2 separate regions of the Mus musculus genome follow, and region 2 is linked to region 1. A link is a loop called in an ENCODE intact Hi-C map of the cell type or tissue named here. Cell type or tissue: gastrocnemius. All regions are shown on one strand.

Evidence for each region. Hi-C counts contacts between places; a loop is a spot of excess contacts. Peaks named below come from ENCODE experiments on the same cell type or tissue, not always from the same donor. Only the 100,000 strongest peaks of a DNase experiment are listed, where the experiment ranks them.
Region 2: it touches region 1 in a loop (2.2-fold over the local background); 3 of 42 quality-filtered maps call a loop at or near these places.

What each region holds. Positions count from the first base shown.
Region 1 is chr7:6,914,465-6,922,464 of GRCm38, forward strand. The region is part of intron 2 of Usp29 (ubiquitin specific peptidase 29); the gene reads left to right. Among named protein-coding and RNA genes, the nearest start is that of Zim3, 58 kb to the right of the region's middle. In gastrocnemius, a CTCF peak has its summit at 4,001 (motif pointing left); a DNase peak (open chromatin) is centred at 3,999.
Region 2 is chr7:6,821,954-6,829,953 of GRCm38, forward strand. All of the region lies in intron 2 of Usp29 (ubiquitin specific peptidase 29), which reads left to right. Among named protein-coding and RNA genes, the nearest start is that of Mir3099, 22 kb to the left of the region's middle. In gastrocnemius, no CTCF peak of the experiment used is centred here; no DNase peak of the experiment used is centred here; H3K27ac peaks cover 1,301 bases.

The DNA of each region.
Region 1 (8,000 bases):
ACTTTCTAGAAGACAGTGAGGGGGTTGTAATAAGGAAACATGGCCCAGTAAGATGGCTCTGAGGTAAAATGTTTGCCATGCAAGCCTATGACCTGGGTTTGATCCCTGGGTTTCACAGTGGAAGGAGAGAACTGACTCCTCAAAATTTTGAGGCCTTTTGTGGCCTTCCACTGGAATGTGGTCGGCTTCCCAGGGCTATGCTCATAGAGAAAACTGGCCCCTTCTCTCCCAGCAACGATTAATTAACTGCCAATAGCCCTTCAGCTAAGGGTGGGAGGACTCCATGCCTACCTCCTCTCTCCAAGAATATTTGGGCAGTGCAAAATGGACTTGATGGACTTTAAAACAAGCAAGCAAGCAAACAAACAAGACACAAAGTTGAATGGACAGGGAAGGAGCCTGGATGTGGGAGGAGTTGGGGGAGAAGGTGATACGAGCAAAACATGTTGTACAAAATCTGCCCGCCCCCTGGAAAGAATAGGAAAAATATATATTAAAGACAAAACAAGTGTCCTCTGATCTCTTCATACATGCCATGGAACATGTGCATTCACACATAGACAGACAGACAGGCAGGCAGGCAGGCAGACACACACACCCTGTACATAAAAATATAAAAACAGAATCAATAAATTAAACAGCAAAATAGGCATGAAAAGTGACTGAGCAATAAAAGCCCCCAAGACCGATGAACTGAGTTGTACATCCAGGACTTTTATGGTGAGAAGAGAGAGAGAATTAACTCCAAACAATAATCCTTTGACCGCTATACATTCACCACAGTGACTCAGTACTTGAGAACATTGGCTGCTCGTCCAGAGAACCCAGGTCCACTTTCCCCGCACCAACTACTTGTCACTTCAATCCAAGGGACCTGACACCCTCTTCCAACCTCTAAGAGCACCCAGGCACATGTGTGGTGCACAGACACACATGCAGACAAAACACCCATCCACACGTAGAATGAAAAATTTTTAATTTTAATTAAAAAAAATAGAATAAGGTGGTTGTGTCCACAGTTTAGAAAGATGGCTTTGGCCTTGATCTGTGAGGTGGAAGACGTTGCCATTGAAGTCTGAGGACAGAGTATAGAAAATAGCCAAATGTATCTTCCCTGTACACAGTGATCAACTGCGCGTCTCAATAACAGTAATTTAAACCATCATGCACCCCACGGTGCTTTTGCTCTCTCTCTCTCTCTCTCTCTCTCTCTCTCTCTCTCTCTCTCTCTCTCTCTCTCTCTGTGTGTGTGTGTGTGTGTGTGTGTGTGTGTACAGAGATAAACAGGGTCACTGAATCTGAAACTTATAACGTCCATCCCTTAAAGATAAAGCTCCTGCGTAGAATTGGTGTTTGAGCCCAGGCAGTTCACACTCAAAAAGTAGTCACCACTACTAATGTCTCTTACAGTTGCATCAACAAAAAACAGACATTAATTATGGCTACACTCTGAGCGTCTGCCTACTGTTCATCCATCAGGCTCTGATCTAGTTCTGGGAACCTTCACAGCCAAGAGCAGCATTTGGTGTTTAGAATTCAAAGAAACGGAGGCCTGGGGCAATAGCTCACTCAGTAGGTAAAGCGCCTGCTGTCCAAGTCTGAGGACCTGGGTCTGGCTCCTCAAAACTCAATAAGAGTCTGGCCCTACACATGCAAGGCAGACATCTACTGATGGGGCCATCTCTACAGCCTTGCAACAGTAGGTTTTGTTTTTGTTTTGTTTTGTTTTGTTTTGTTTTGTTTTGTTTTAATCCATGCCTCAGTTTCCCAATCTGGAAAAAAGACATACTAATGGTTCCAGATCTGCTGGAGCTGGGGTTACAGGCTGTTTTGAGCCACTGACATAGATGCTGGGAACTGTAGTTGGGTCCTCTGCAAGAGCAGCAGGCGCCCTCTCTTACCCACAGGCCCATCTCTCCAGCTTGAAGTTTTTGTTTTTTAACTTGACATAGGAAATAATAAATTTCAAGTAGTGACTCATGCCTGGTAATTTCTGAACTCAGGATGCTGAAGAAAGAAAGATGGTTATGGGTTCAAGGGCGTTTTGGATTATACAGCTCAGGACAGTTGGGCTGCAAAGTGAGGTCATATCTCAAAAAAAAAAAAAAAAAAAAAAGTCAAAAAAAAAAAAAAAAAAAAGGTATCAGCCAATTGGTGGTGGCGCACACTTTTAGTCCCAGCACTCGGGAGGCAGAGGCAGGTGGACCTCTAAGTTCGGGGCCAGCCTGGTCTGCAGAGTGAGTTTCAAGGCAGCTTACCTACTGAGAAACCCTGCCTCAACATAACAAGACAAAAAAAGCAACAGGTTTCAGCACAGCATTTCCATATACGGGTCATTGTGTGCTTCTCGTGATCCTCTGCACGGTCCCCGTCCTTTCTCACTGCTCCTGGTGGCCTCTTTCTTTCCTCCATTGTCCTGTTTGTTCTCACGTTGTAGATATGATAAGATTTAGGTTCTGCGTCTGAGACAGAACGCGTAATACTTGTCTTTCTGAGTGGGGCTTCTTTGTTTAACGTAATGATCTCCATCGATTTTCCTGAAAATGACATAATTTTATGCTTTATGCCTGAATAATGCACCACTGGGGGGGTAGGGGGGGAACATGCTGCTGCCTATTACATTCTCTTTATCCTTTCGTCGGTTGATGGGCATCTAAATTACTCTTGTAATTTGGCTATTTGTGAATAACCTTGCTATAAACATGGATGGCCAGCCCCTCTCATTTTGCCTTAATCACATCTATTACAACTCTATCTCGGGGCTGCCAAGATAGCTCAGCAGACAAAGCCCCTTGTGCCAAGTTTGATGTCCCAAGTTCAGTGACCCAGGACCCATATGTTAGGAGAGAACTAACTCCTGTAAGCCGACCTCTGACCTCCACATTTACAGCGTCATTCACGAAGCAACACACACGCAGGGACACATAAATAAATAAATAAATAAGTGTATGTTTGTTTGTGTTAAAGACCCTGTCTCCAGGGTTGGAGACACAGAATGTCTGGAATCCACCAGTGAGGGAGGCCCTAGGCTCTGTCTCCTGCATAGCAAAAATAAAAGGATGGCTGTTTATAGCTGCGCGTGACACCGATGGTGGCCGTGCCTGTCATTCTAGCTCTCAGGAGCTTGAAACCAGAGAATTGCTGTGATGTCAAAGCCACACCAGGCTACATAACAAGACCCTGTCTTGAGAATAAATATGGGCCAAAAAGAAAGGCACTTGCCACCAAGCCTGTCCACCTGAGTTTGATCTCCAGAACCCACATTGTGGAAGAAAAGAACCGACTCCCTCAAACTGTCCTCTGACTTTCAAATGTGCACCAAGGCACATATGGGCTCCAACATTTTCATATAAATCAATCAATCAATCAATCGATCAATATCCCTTTTCCAAAAGCATTCGGAGGCACAGGCATTGAGTCTTCAGTATGTGAGATTCTGGAACACTCAGATTGATCTTAATAACCCCAGAGTTGGGGGGGAGGCTGAGAAGCTGGAAACGGAGCCTGTAGTTTGATAAAGGCAGGATTTAGAGGCATACCCAAGGCCTCAGTGTAAACCTCTTTCCCCTCTGCCCCCTCTTAGCAGCTTGGATTTTACCCTGAGTGTGGAAGGAAGCCCCAGTTGACAACAAGCAGTTCAGACTTATGTCAAAGCAAGGTGGCTCTGGCTGCGGTTGACACTGAGTGACTCTGGAGGCCCACAGACATCGTATGGTACCCCAAGCCTCCCTTGTAAACAGCAGACAGCTGGGAGTCAGGATGCTGGAGGACCTGGGCAGAGGGGAAAGAGGTTTACACTGAAGTCTGCGAGTGTGTGGACCTTTACTACGGTCTCCCCAAGAAAACAAGACACAACACACAAACGATTAGATCCCGTGGCTGTCCCCCTCTCCTCTTCCACGGGAAAAGGACACAATCTTCAGCCATAAAGTTCTTTGCTTCTGTCTCTGTCCATCCATTCCTTTCCAGTTTGCAGACTGAAGAATGATCGCGGGTGCCCTCTACTGGCAGCTTGCTCCACAGTGTAACAACTTAAAGCTCATAGGAAGCCACCAGCCCACTGCGGCTCCGCAGCACCAATCTTTTCTCTTCCTCCATCCCTTTCCTTTTTTCCTTTCCATCAAGGCTATCTATATGGAAGACCTACTATGTGCCGTGTGTGTGTGTGTGTGTGTGTGTGTGTGTGTGTGTGTGTTCACACATAATATACATGTGGAACTCAAGGGACAACTTGCAGGAATTGGTTCTCTTCTTCCAATCTGGGGATTGAACTCGGGCTATCAGGCTTGGTGGCAAGTGCCTTGATGTGCTGAGCCCTCTTGCTGGCCCCAGGCACATGTTACTGAGGTGTAACCCGGGATCCACGGGATCCACATATTTAGCAAGTAGCAACTTCCATGGTGAGTCTGGATGAGGACAGGTTAGAGGCTACCATAATCAGCTAGGCTGCAGCCATGTGCTAGACATCTTTATTTGGGCGCGTCCAGTGCCTCACTGACCTCGAGACTTTTCTACATAATAGATGAGAAGTTCTGAGGGACACAAGCCTCTGGTCAATGGACACTTGCTTCAGTACTCTTAAACCTTTGCAGAATCTCCACTGTGAATCCAGGTTGGCACTTTGAGCCTATGTGCACACACACACACACACACACACACACACACACACACACACACACACCATACACCAAACACACACACATACACCACATCACACACACACACACACACCACACACACCACATACCATATACCACACATACACACCCCACATACATACCATATACTACACACACACACCACACCACACACACACACCCTCCCACACACACCATACACCACACACCCACACACACACCATATACCACACACACATACCATACACATACCACACACCACACACACTACACACACCACACCACATACACACACACTACACACATATCACACACCATACACACACACACCACACATACCACACCACACACCACAGACACACACATACCCCCATACACACATACCCACATACACATCACACCCACTTCACCACACACACATACGCACACACACACACACACACACACACACACACCACACATACACCTGTGTGTCTATAAGCCTGAGTCCAGAGCCTATAATACTCCAGGTTCTGCCCCTCTCCCTGGTCTTGTGGCAGCCACCTTCTCTTCTCAGTCTGCTGTGGTTTCCATAGAAACAGATATGGCCAGATGAGAGATCAGAAGGAGACAGAGCCTGACACTCCAGCCCTTAGACTTTTATGTAATTAAAATGCATCACCAGACAAGGCCTCTGCAGAAAGGCAGGGAGAGTACAGGTCTGTGTTGGTCTCTGTCATCCCAGGCAGAAATCTCAAGCTGGCCCAAAGAACCAGCAATGTGATTGCTATTTGTTCTTCTTTTTATTCATTCATGATTAAGCCATTTATCTGTCCCTCACACTCAAAGATTATGAATGATTAACAAAGATAAGTCCATTCTTGTTGCTGAGATAGGATCTTGTTATATAGACCAGACTGACCTCAAATGTATGACAATCTTCCTGCTCTGAATTTCCATGTTCTAGGATTACAGTAATGGGCCGCTATACCTGGTGTAGATAGTTATATTAGTATATATATATTGCAAGCATATGAGAGTCAGAAGACAACTGTTTGAGTCAGTTCTCTCTCTCCTTCTACAATCCATGTGGGTTAAAGCAATCAAACTCAGCCTGTCAGCCTTGGTGGCAAATGTCTTTACTGGCCAAGCCATCACTCTGGCCTGGTTAAATTAATATATTAATTTTGCACTTACTCTTTGCTGCTGGTATTGTCACAAGAACAGGAACACAGTATAGGTGAAAGGAAATCCCACAATGCCTCATTAAAGATGCTTGCTTCTCAGATGAGGCGACCACACAAAACCACACATAAAGATCAATAATACTGTGAGAGCAGGCATGAGATCTGGGCTCAGTCCTAACACTACGTAAACCCTGAACGGTAGTGAGTACCTGTGATCCAAACACCAGCCAAGCAGAAGCAGGTTGATCGGGAGTTCACAGTTATCCTCAGCTATCTAGCATGTCTGAAGCCAGCCTGAGCTATTGAGACTTGCCTCAAAAAAGAAAGAAAAATGAGGAGTGGGAGGCCAGATGGGTCTGTTGATGAAAACACTTGCTGCCAAGCCTGCTAATCTAAGTAAGATTTCAGGACCCACATGGTGGAAGGAGAAAACTAACACCTAGAAGCTCTCCTGTGTATTCTGAGCCTGCGCCGTGGTGTTTGCAAGCATGCACACATGCACATACATAGATATTGAAAATGTCTTTTATGGGCATGCTGAGTCTTTGTATAATGTGCATGCACCTTTCGGGGCATCACGGACATCTGAGCTGAAGATGTTCGCTTTGCTCTTCCATATGTCTGAGAACACAGGGGCAAGCTCCTCACCCAGTAAGCTCCTCACACCAGCCTGGATTTCTCTTCCCCTCTTCACAGGGACTCTGCTTGAATTCTGAATTCTGGATCTCTGCTTCCTGCACCTTACCCAGCCACCTCTCTTTGATGTTGTGCCCTCCACACACACACCCTCTCTTTCCCAGTCCATTCTACCTGTCAAGCCATAGATTCCATCTCCATAGATGCAACAAGATCTGCATTGAAAACATTCAGAAGTGTGCACCTTTAGCTCCAGCACTTGGGAGGCAGAAACAAGCAGAGTTTTTGTGAGTTCAAAGCCAGCCTGGTCTACATAACAAGTTCAAGACCAGTTAGGGCTACACAGTGAGACCCTGTCTCAAAACAAAATTAGAAAAAAAAAGTCACATCCTGAATGAAAGGACATAGGTATTTTTGAAGGGTCAGAACTTCCTACAACAGTGTAATTACTATTACATAGAACTTACATGGTGTTAGGTACTAGAAGTAATCTAAAGTTGACTAAAATAAATGTGAGATTGAAGAGCTGTCTTGGTAAGTCAAGGCATTTGCTTTCAAGCCTGATGAAGTGAGTTCACTCCCCAGGTCTCACATGGTGGAAGAAGAGACTCCTGAACACCATCCTCTGACCACCTCAAGTGTGCCATTGCGCGTGTGCACCCTGCAACAGACACCATACAAACACACAAAATAAATAACTATAGGAAAAAAATCCATATGCGTAATATCTGCAAACACTGCCACTTTATATAAAGGGCTTGACTATGTGTGGATCGTAGCATACTCAGGAGTCTTAGGACAGATCCACCATGGATACTGAGTCATGACTGTGCACATAAAATATCTACTGTGCTGGACATTGGAATGGGCTTGGAATGCAGGGGGAGCCAGAGAAAATCTTCATCCTGGTGCCATTACTTTATCCTGCAGTGAGCAGAAAGTAGTGAGAGAGAGAGAGAGAGAGATAAAGACACAGAGTGAGACAGACATAGAGGCACAGAGAGAGAGACACAGACAGAGACAAAAAGACAGACAGAGAGACACATGACATACAGAGGGACAGAGAGAAGCAGAGATAGACAGAAAGACAGAGACAGACACACAACACACAAAGACACATGACACAGAGAGACCAACAGAAGGACATAGAGAGACAAAGACACAGAAACAGAGACAGAGAGACACACAACACAGAGAGAGACAGAGACAGAAAGAGGGAGACAGAGAAACAGAGAGACACAACACAGAGAAATACAGAGAAACAGAGAGACACAGGACACACAGAGAGACAGAGACACATGAGACACAGAGAGATAGTCAGAGATAGAGATAAAGACAGAAAGACAGACAGAAAGATAGAGACAGAGACACACACAACAGACAGAGAAATAGAGACAGAGAGACACATGACACAGAAAGACAGACGGACAGAAAGATAGAAAGAGACAGAGACAGATGCAGACAGAGGGAAGGCTTCAGGACAATTTTTGCAGCAATAAATAAATAAATAAATAAAAATAAATAAATAAATCAGGCGAGTAGAAGGGAGGTAAAGATGGGA
Region 2 (8,000 bases), 93 kb before region 1:
TGAGTCATAGTTTAAGGGTCCAGTCTATCGTCACAGGCACTGGGAGCTGGTCTTTTGTCCTTGAGTGCTGGCAATGTGGGCTCAGATCCTCATGCTCGTGTATCAATCATTTTGCTAACTTAGTCACCCCTCCCAGCTCCATGACAAATCTCTTTAAAAAAAAAAAACAAACAATAGCAAGTGTGTGTGTGTGTGTGTGTGTGTGTGTGTGTGTGTGTGTGTGTGTTTGTGCATGTATACACATATCTGTACATGCTTATAGTCAATATTTACTGGCCAACTAAGAATGCCATAACAAGGTATCACAGACAATAGCTTAAATGATGGAAAGCTTTTCATAGACCTGGAGGTTGATGTCTGAGACCAGGCAGAAGCAAGGCTGGTCCCCTCTGAGGCCCCTCTCCTTAGCTGGCCGCCCTTTCCTCTGTGCTTGTCTGTGTCTAAATTTCCTCTTTTCTTATGAAACCACCAGTCCTATTGGGTCAGGGCCCAGCCTAATGACTTCGTTTGACCTTAATTACCTCCTTCAAGATTTTTGCATACAGACATAGTCTGAGGCAGGGGAGTTCAGAAAATCAACATGTGATTTGGATGGGCGTGGGGAGAGAGTGGGGATGGGGAGGATAGGGATGGGCACAACTCAACCCACAAGGGCTCTGTGTGTCTGCTGGAGCCCAGACCGATCTTGGAATGTCTGCTGTTTCTCTGTAAGGAATTTGGTCAACAGCTTTTTTTTTCCCTGAAGAAAGTGAAGGATGTGAAATGGTGGGGTTGTGTAGCAGTAGAGACCTCCTAAGAAGACGATGGAGCCTTGGCTTGGCTCTGGGAAGGAAAAATGTTCTGACATTTCACTGATCCAGTGGAAAATGGAACGCCCAACCTCTGTTCAGCTCTGTCTCTGTGCGCCTCATTAATTCCCTAGAAAGAACTTCTGGAAGTCAAATTACTAGGTCACAGGGGATGAAAAGGTCTCATGACTTGCTTGGATTAGTAAATTTTACTCCTTGTCAGGAGGTTCAGCCTTAATCCCTGTTTATTTGTTGTTGAATTTCCACATGGCCACTTTTAAGGAACAAGCAAATGAACATTTTGTTATTTAAAAAGTGACAGCAGACATAAATTCTTAGTTGATTATCTTGTATTTTCACCCATAAGAACATTTTTATGTTATTGCTTGGAGCTTTTGTTAGGTATGGTACTCTATGATCTCAGCACTCAGAAGAAGGATCAGGAACTCAAGGTTATCCTTGGTTACACCGTGAGGTTTAGGCTAAATTGGGCTGTATGAGAGAGATCCGTTATCAAACAAAACCAAGCACTTTTGGGGGTTGCAGAAATGATGGGACCTGGACGCTTCAGGGTTTCTGTACCTGGACAATGTAACCAGATACAGATGGCAGAAATAAAAAAAAAAAGAATTGTCGATTATATTTTAAACGTTTTCTTTATTTTTGATAATTTCTACATATATCCAATTAAATATGATCATGTCCCCTCCCCCCCATTTATACCCCTCAAACTTCCCAGGTATTCTTCTAAACACATACTTCCTAACATGAAGGCTTTTGTTTGTTGTTTGTTTTTTAATTAAATAACCCACTAAGTCCTGTTAGTGCTGTTCACATATGCATAATGTGGGACAGTGCACCAGGAAAACAACTGTGGTCACATCTTCAAAAAAAAGCATGATTCTCCCTCTCACAAAACTGCCTGTTGCTCACAGTAAGGGGTGGCTCCTGGAGACCTTCTACTTCACAGATGTTGGGATTTTGGCTGTCTTGACCCTATGCAGCTCTTGTATAGATTAAGGCCAGTTGTGAGTTCATGTTGAGTTCACAGTGCAGCACAGCACAGCACAGCACAGCACAGCACAGCATTCCTCCTCAACCTATCACTTTCAACATTCTTTCTGTTGCTGGGATAAAATGTCCTGACAAGAAACAATTTATGGACAAAGAGATTAAAATTCCAGATCGTAGCTCATCATTGTGGAGGCATCACAGTGACAAGAGCTTGAGACAGCCAGTTGCATCCTGTTCGCAGTCAAGAGCAGAAAGAAGCTAATGTGTGTGTGCTTATGTGCTTGTTTGGTTCCTGGCCCTGGGTGTGCTAGATCAGGTAGACAAAGCTCGGAGAGTTCTCTATTCACAAGTTTGCATATGAAAGACATGATACTCTCCTAAGAGTTTTGTTTCTATCTCACGGGAGATGGAAGCCCCCTGCCTCCTTGAGGATCTATAAACTAATAGTTGCTTGGGGGATAGAGAGAGACATTTTCCTTGGTGGTGTACTTGCTAGTAGGTTTCTGACTTCCTGTAAATAACACTTCACCTGTGTTTGTCTAAGTAATGCTAGTTAAATTCATTGTATCTCTCTCTCTCTCTCTCACACACACACACACACACACACACACACACACGCATGTACACAGGCATGCACTCACATGCACATGTGAACATGAGAGTAGAAGGGAGGAGAGCTGAGAAAAGACATCAGTGGGAATGAGAGGAGGAGAGGTGAGCAATGGGTTGACAACTGAAATACAGTATACGTGTGTGAAAATGCCATAACAAAGTCCATCCTTGTGAACAATTAGGATACGCTAATTAAATAGATGCTAGAGTTAACGCACCCAGGAGATGGCTAATATGCCCAGGAGAGAATAAGGCAGCCCCAGGCCATACCAGATGGAAAGATGAAGTCTTTAAGTAAGAATGCCCTCAGATAAGCCTTGTTTACACAGGCCTCCTCTCTCCCCTGTTCCAATCTCTGGTTTGTTTTGTTTTGTTTTGTTTTTGTTTTTGTTTTTTTGTAGTACTCACATGAAACATGTGTCAAACAAGACATGTGTGTAGCATGCACATTTAAGTGTATTTGTGTCTGCATTATGTGTGGTTGTGCACACACACATATGCACTCATGTCTGAAAGCCAGAGGTTGACACTGAGCACTTTCTAACACTGTTTTCCACCTTATATATTGGATTTCTCACTGGAACTGATTCACGTAGGTAGTCTGGCTAGACAGCCTCCTCGAGGGACTCTCTGCATCTTAAGTGCTGGGATTACAGGCGTGCTACCATGCCCAACCATCATTTATGTGAGGCCTGGGGATCCGAACTCTGGTGCTCATGCTTACAAGGCAAATGCCTTACCCTCTGAGGCATCTTAGCCAGCCCTGTTCTCAATCTTTGTTGCAGTTCTCAGTCTGCAAGGTTCTGATTTAGTAGGTACCAAGCAGCATTTGTGACTGCATTTATTACACACCCTGAGGCTGAAACCCATGGATTCTGTTAACTTCCTAGGATCCTGTCGGTTTCATTAAGGCCCCTTGGTGACCCCCAGCAAGCCAAGATGGTGAGCCACCCAGCATCAGTCCCAGGCAAGCCAGGATGGTGGTCCACCCAGCATCAGTCCCAGGCAAGCCAGGATGGTGTTCCACCCAGCATCAGTCCCAGGCAAGCCAGGATGGTGGTCTACCCTGCCTCAGTCCCAGGCAAGCCAGGATGGTGGTCCACCCAGCATCAGTCCCAGGCAAGCCAGGATGGTGGTCTACCCCGCCTCAGTCCCAGGCAAGCCAGGATGGTGGTCTACCCCGCCTCAGTCCCAGGCAAGCCAGGATGGTGGTCTACCCTGCCTCAGTCCCAGGCAAGTCAGGATGGTGGTCCACCCAGCATCAGTCCCAGGCAAGCCAGGATGGTGAGTCCATTCTGCCTCAGTCCCAGGCAAGCCAGGATGGTGGTCTACCCCACCTCAGTCCCAGGCAAGCCAGGATGGTGGTCTACCCCGCCTCAGTCCCAGGCAAGTCAGGATGGTGGTCCACCCAGCATCAGTCCCAGGCAAGCCAGGATGGTGAGTCCATTCTGCCTCAGTCCCAGGCAAGCCAGGATGGTGGTCTACCCTGCCTCAGTCCCAGGCAAGTCAGGATGGTGAGTCCATTCTGCCTCAGTCCCAGGCAAGCCAGGATGGTGGTCTACCCTGCTTTAGTCCCAGGCAAGCCAAGTGGTGGGCCACTCTGCTGGGTGGTACTGAGGGCCTGCCCTACTCTTTAGCAGAGATTCCTGAAGGAAACTGACCTACTCTAGACAGGAGCTCAGAGCACAGTGACTGTTTACCACTCTGTTCTCAGCGTTGCTCTACTTGGCTGAACTTTCCTCCTGATGGACATCGCATTGGCTCTTTCGTGTGTAGGGACACACTCGGATTCTCTCCAGCTGGACCATTTCTGGCTATTTCCAGACATGTTGCCACACAAGCTCTGTGTCGGGTCAGGGCTTGATGAGTGTACTTGTGTGAACTTGTTTACTGTCTCAGCACTGCTTGAGGCAGAACCTCTGGAAGCTTCCTGTCTCTGCTCCTGAAAAATCACTGCCTATTAGGCATCTGAAATCATTTTTATTAGATACGTTTTCAATTTATTTATTTATTTACGCATATCTGTGAATGTACGCATGTGTGTGGTCTCAGCATGCTGTGTAAATGCCAGCGAACAATTTGCAAGAGTCAGTTTCCTTCTTCCATTAACCCGGTCAGAGGATCAGGCCATCAGACTGGGTGACAAACAAGTACCTTAATCCATTGAGCCATCTCACTGGCTTTTCTATTTCTGTCAGGCCCTGGGCCCTTCTGTAGCCACCACAGCCTAGCCTTGTCTCTTCACCTCCCAAGGAAGTAGAATGAGAATTTCTGTAATCGGGCAGTATGGGGCTGGGTGTGGTGACCCAGGCTTGGAATCCTAGCACCCAAGAGACTGAGTAGAAGGATTGCCAATAGTTTGAGCCAGTCTTGGCATGTGAAGAGTTCTAAACCAGCCAGTGCTACAAAGTGAGACCTTGTTTCAAACACAGGCTTGTGTGAACACACACACACACACACACACAGACACATACACATACATAATCAAAACTCAAACTGAAAGGGGAAAGAATATGGGAAAAATATATTGTATGAAAAGAAAAATTTTTAAATAAAAACAAAAAGTACAAAAATAATGGAAGCATGCCTATAATCTGAGCATCGGAGAGCTGAGGGCTGACCTCAGGTACACAGCGGTTTTAAGCCCACTCTGGTCAACGTAAGACTCTATTTTAGAAAACCAGAATTGAAAACTAGAAATCTCTATGGTGTAAAGCACCTTCCTAAAATCATGATAGAAAGCAGACAATATTCTGTTTATACTTAAGACATGGACACTCACACACGCATGCAGACGCACACTCACACAGAATGAAAAACGGGAAAAGAGCCAGAGAGGTGCCTCAGAGCACCAAGCCCGATGAACTAAATTTGATCCTTCAGACCCACATGGTGGAAGGAGAGACTAAATTTCCCAAAGTTTTCATTTGACCTCCATGTATGGGTGTGGACACACACACAGAAATATAAGCAGAGGGTGTCACTAGCATCTAAGGAGTATAAAAAGGATGCTGATAAACATCTTAGATTATACAGCACAGCCCTCCCCAGTGGTAAAGAACCACTTGTCTAGACCAATTGCCAATGCTGTCAAAACTGAGTCACCTGACTGATAGTGTAGCAATTCTATTCCTAGATGTGCATGCCCTGGGGGACCCCCTTGTTTCTATTGACAACTCATGAGTAACAATGCTCATAACAATACGTATACATTCAAGACCTGTGGGTTAAATATCCCCCATGTGTTTGGCACTGTCAATGTTCCTTATACCCAAAGGGATGGACGGCAGTTACTATCTATTGACAAAACAATGGATAAATCTTGGTGTTGATGGGACTACATATACAAGTAAGCCCATCATAAGTCAAAGAAACAAGGGCTACAGCTAACTCACTGGATACATCACTTAGCAACACACCATGCTGTGCAATACCAACTGCTTTCTGTAATGACTGAGGAGCTGCGGGTTGATCTCCTACCCAGCAACACAGGAGAATATGGTTGGGCATATTGCTAGCTGTTGGGAGATTTCTTTCCCTGGGGAGATACGAGCTCCATCTACTCCCTCCTGGTGAGGCCACATGTCAAGCCAAACTAAGATTCCACCAAAGTTCCTCAGGCTCACCTACAGAATGTGGGCAACCCCAAAGCAGCCACACTGGAAAGCTCCCACTCAGCCGATCAGATGATTTCCCTGTAACCACATACATAGACACCCTACCTAACTAATTTTCCCCAAGGTATATATACTCAATGAGGCTACATGTAGTTAGGGCAGAACTGCACACTAAAATCTGGCAGGAGTGGCTGGAGTGTCCTGGGAGGATCCAATGACTCTCTCAGCATCATCTTTCTCTAAGGAAAGGAGACAACAGTTCACAGGCCTATTTGTGACATCTGTTGCTGATAGAAACAGTTGATCTGACAAAGATGGCAGCTATTTTGCTCAGAGGGTAGAACCTAGGAAAGATAAAAATTAAAAGCTTGAAGCACAATTTCTACTCTGATTCCATTTTGTACCTTTGCAAAGTTGTTTTGTTTTAAATAATGTAAATAGGCTATTTATTATAAGTTGAGAGCCATGTATATATTTACAGTTGACCACAATATTGCAGACTAAAGACCAAGAATTGTAGGTGTCCATAGAAATAGTTCTCAGGCCATCAACAGACAGACTAGGGACAGACTCTGGCAGCCAACTTCTTGCTCAGCTCTTGGCACCTTTGGGTGGAATTGTCTTATTCCTTTAAGTGTGTCCATCTTTGTATTGTTGCTTTGATTTTCTGTAACAAAGCAAGCCACAAAAAAGCCTGGATTGATGCAGCTGTACCTGGGTCAAATGGTGATGCATGCTAGGTGTGGTTGCCCATGCTTGTCATCATAGCCTTCTTTGGGCTGAGGCAGGAAGATTGTGAGTTCAAGGTCAGCTTTGGATATACAGTGAGACCCTATCTAAAAGTAAAGGAGAGGTTGACAACATTTACCCATCCTGTAAAGGGGAGAAACATCTCACAGGACTCCATCTGTCGACTGGAGCTATTTCTTTGTTTATTAGTTTGTTTGTAATAATGTCTAACATAGCCCAGACTAGCCTTGAACTTCTATGTAACTGATAATGACCTTAAATTCCTATTCTCCTGCCTCCACGCCCCGTGTGATAAGATTGCACATGTGCGTAATCACATTCAGTTTATGTGATACTGTGGGATCAAACCTAGGGCCTCCTGCATGCTAGGCAAGCATTCTACCAGCTCTCTGCATCCCCACTCCTTCTTTCAACAAATCTTTATTATGCATCAAAAGTATATTTTCCTGGCATTTGAAAGACCACATTTTCCAAGCCCTCCATTCCCTCCCCTGCACCTCCTAACATCCAAAATCTCTCCAATATATCAGAGCCTGGAAAATTCTAGTCCAGAGGCTTCCTCTGTCGTCCCTCCCTTTCCCCTGGACCAGCTTCTGTCTCCATAGCAACAGCCTGAGCCTTTTCAGCTCCCTGGACCAGGTAATTGTTCTGAGAGAGAGAGAGAAAGAAAATCAGAGCAGCTACGTGGGTGTAGAGAAGGTTCCAACCTGCAACTAAAGCCCAGGCCTGTGTGAAATGTCTTAAGACTCTTCATGGACATCTTTGAATGACAGCTTTGCAAGAGATCCCCCATAGATCCTCCCTAGGACTAACTGAGTCTAACTAGATCCCACAAGAATACATGCAGCTCCTATGTGTGACATCAACTGCTCCCCATCTTCCTTACCCAGAGAGCAGGCATTTAATGCTCAACTGGGAAGACGTGTTGCTTCAGCCTTCATCATGTGCACTTAGACATATTTCAATACTCTTGGACAGTCTGTGCCCCTGTCTCCCCAGTGATGCCCCTCATCCATGCTGGGAATTCATGTTGTATTTCCAAACCCATCTCCTTGTTGGGCTCTGTCTCTCTGCATGCCAAGCCTTTGAGTTTTCCTCACACAGGATCCAGACAGGGCATATGTAAAGAAATACTTATAAGAATCTCCACAGATTCCCATTTCTTTTTCCAGATAGCTTCCTGTTTTGTTTTGTTTTTGTTTTGAGGTAAGGTCTCATG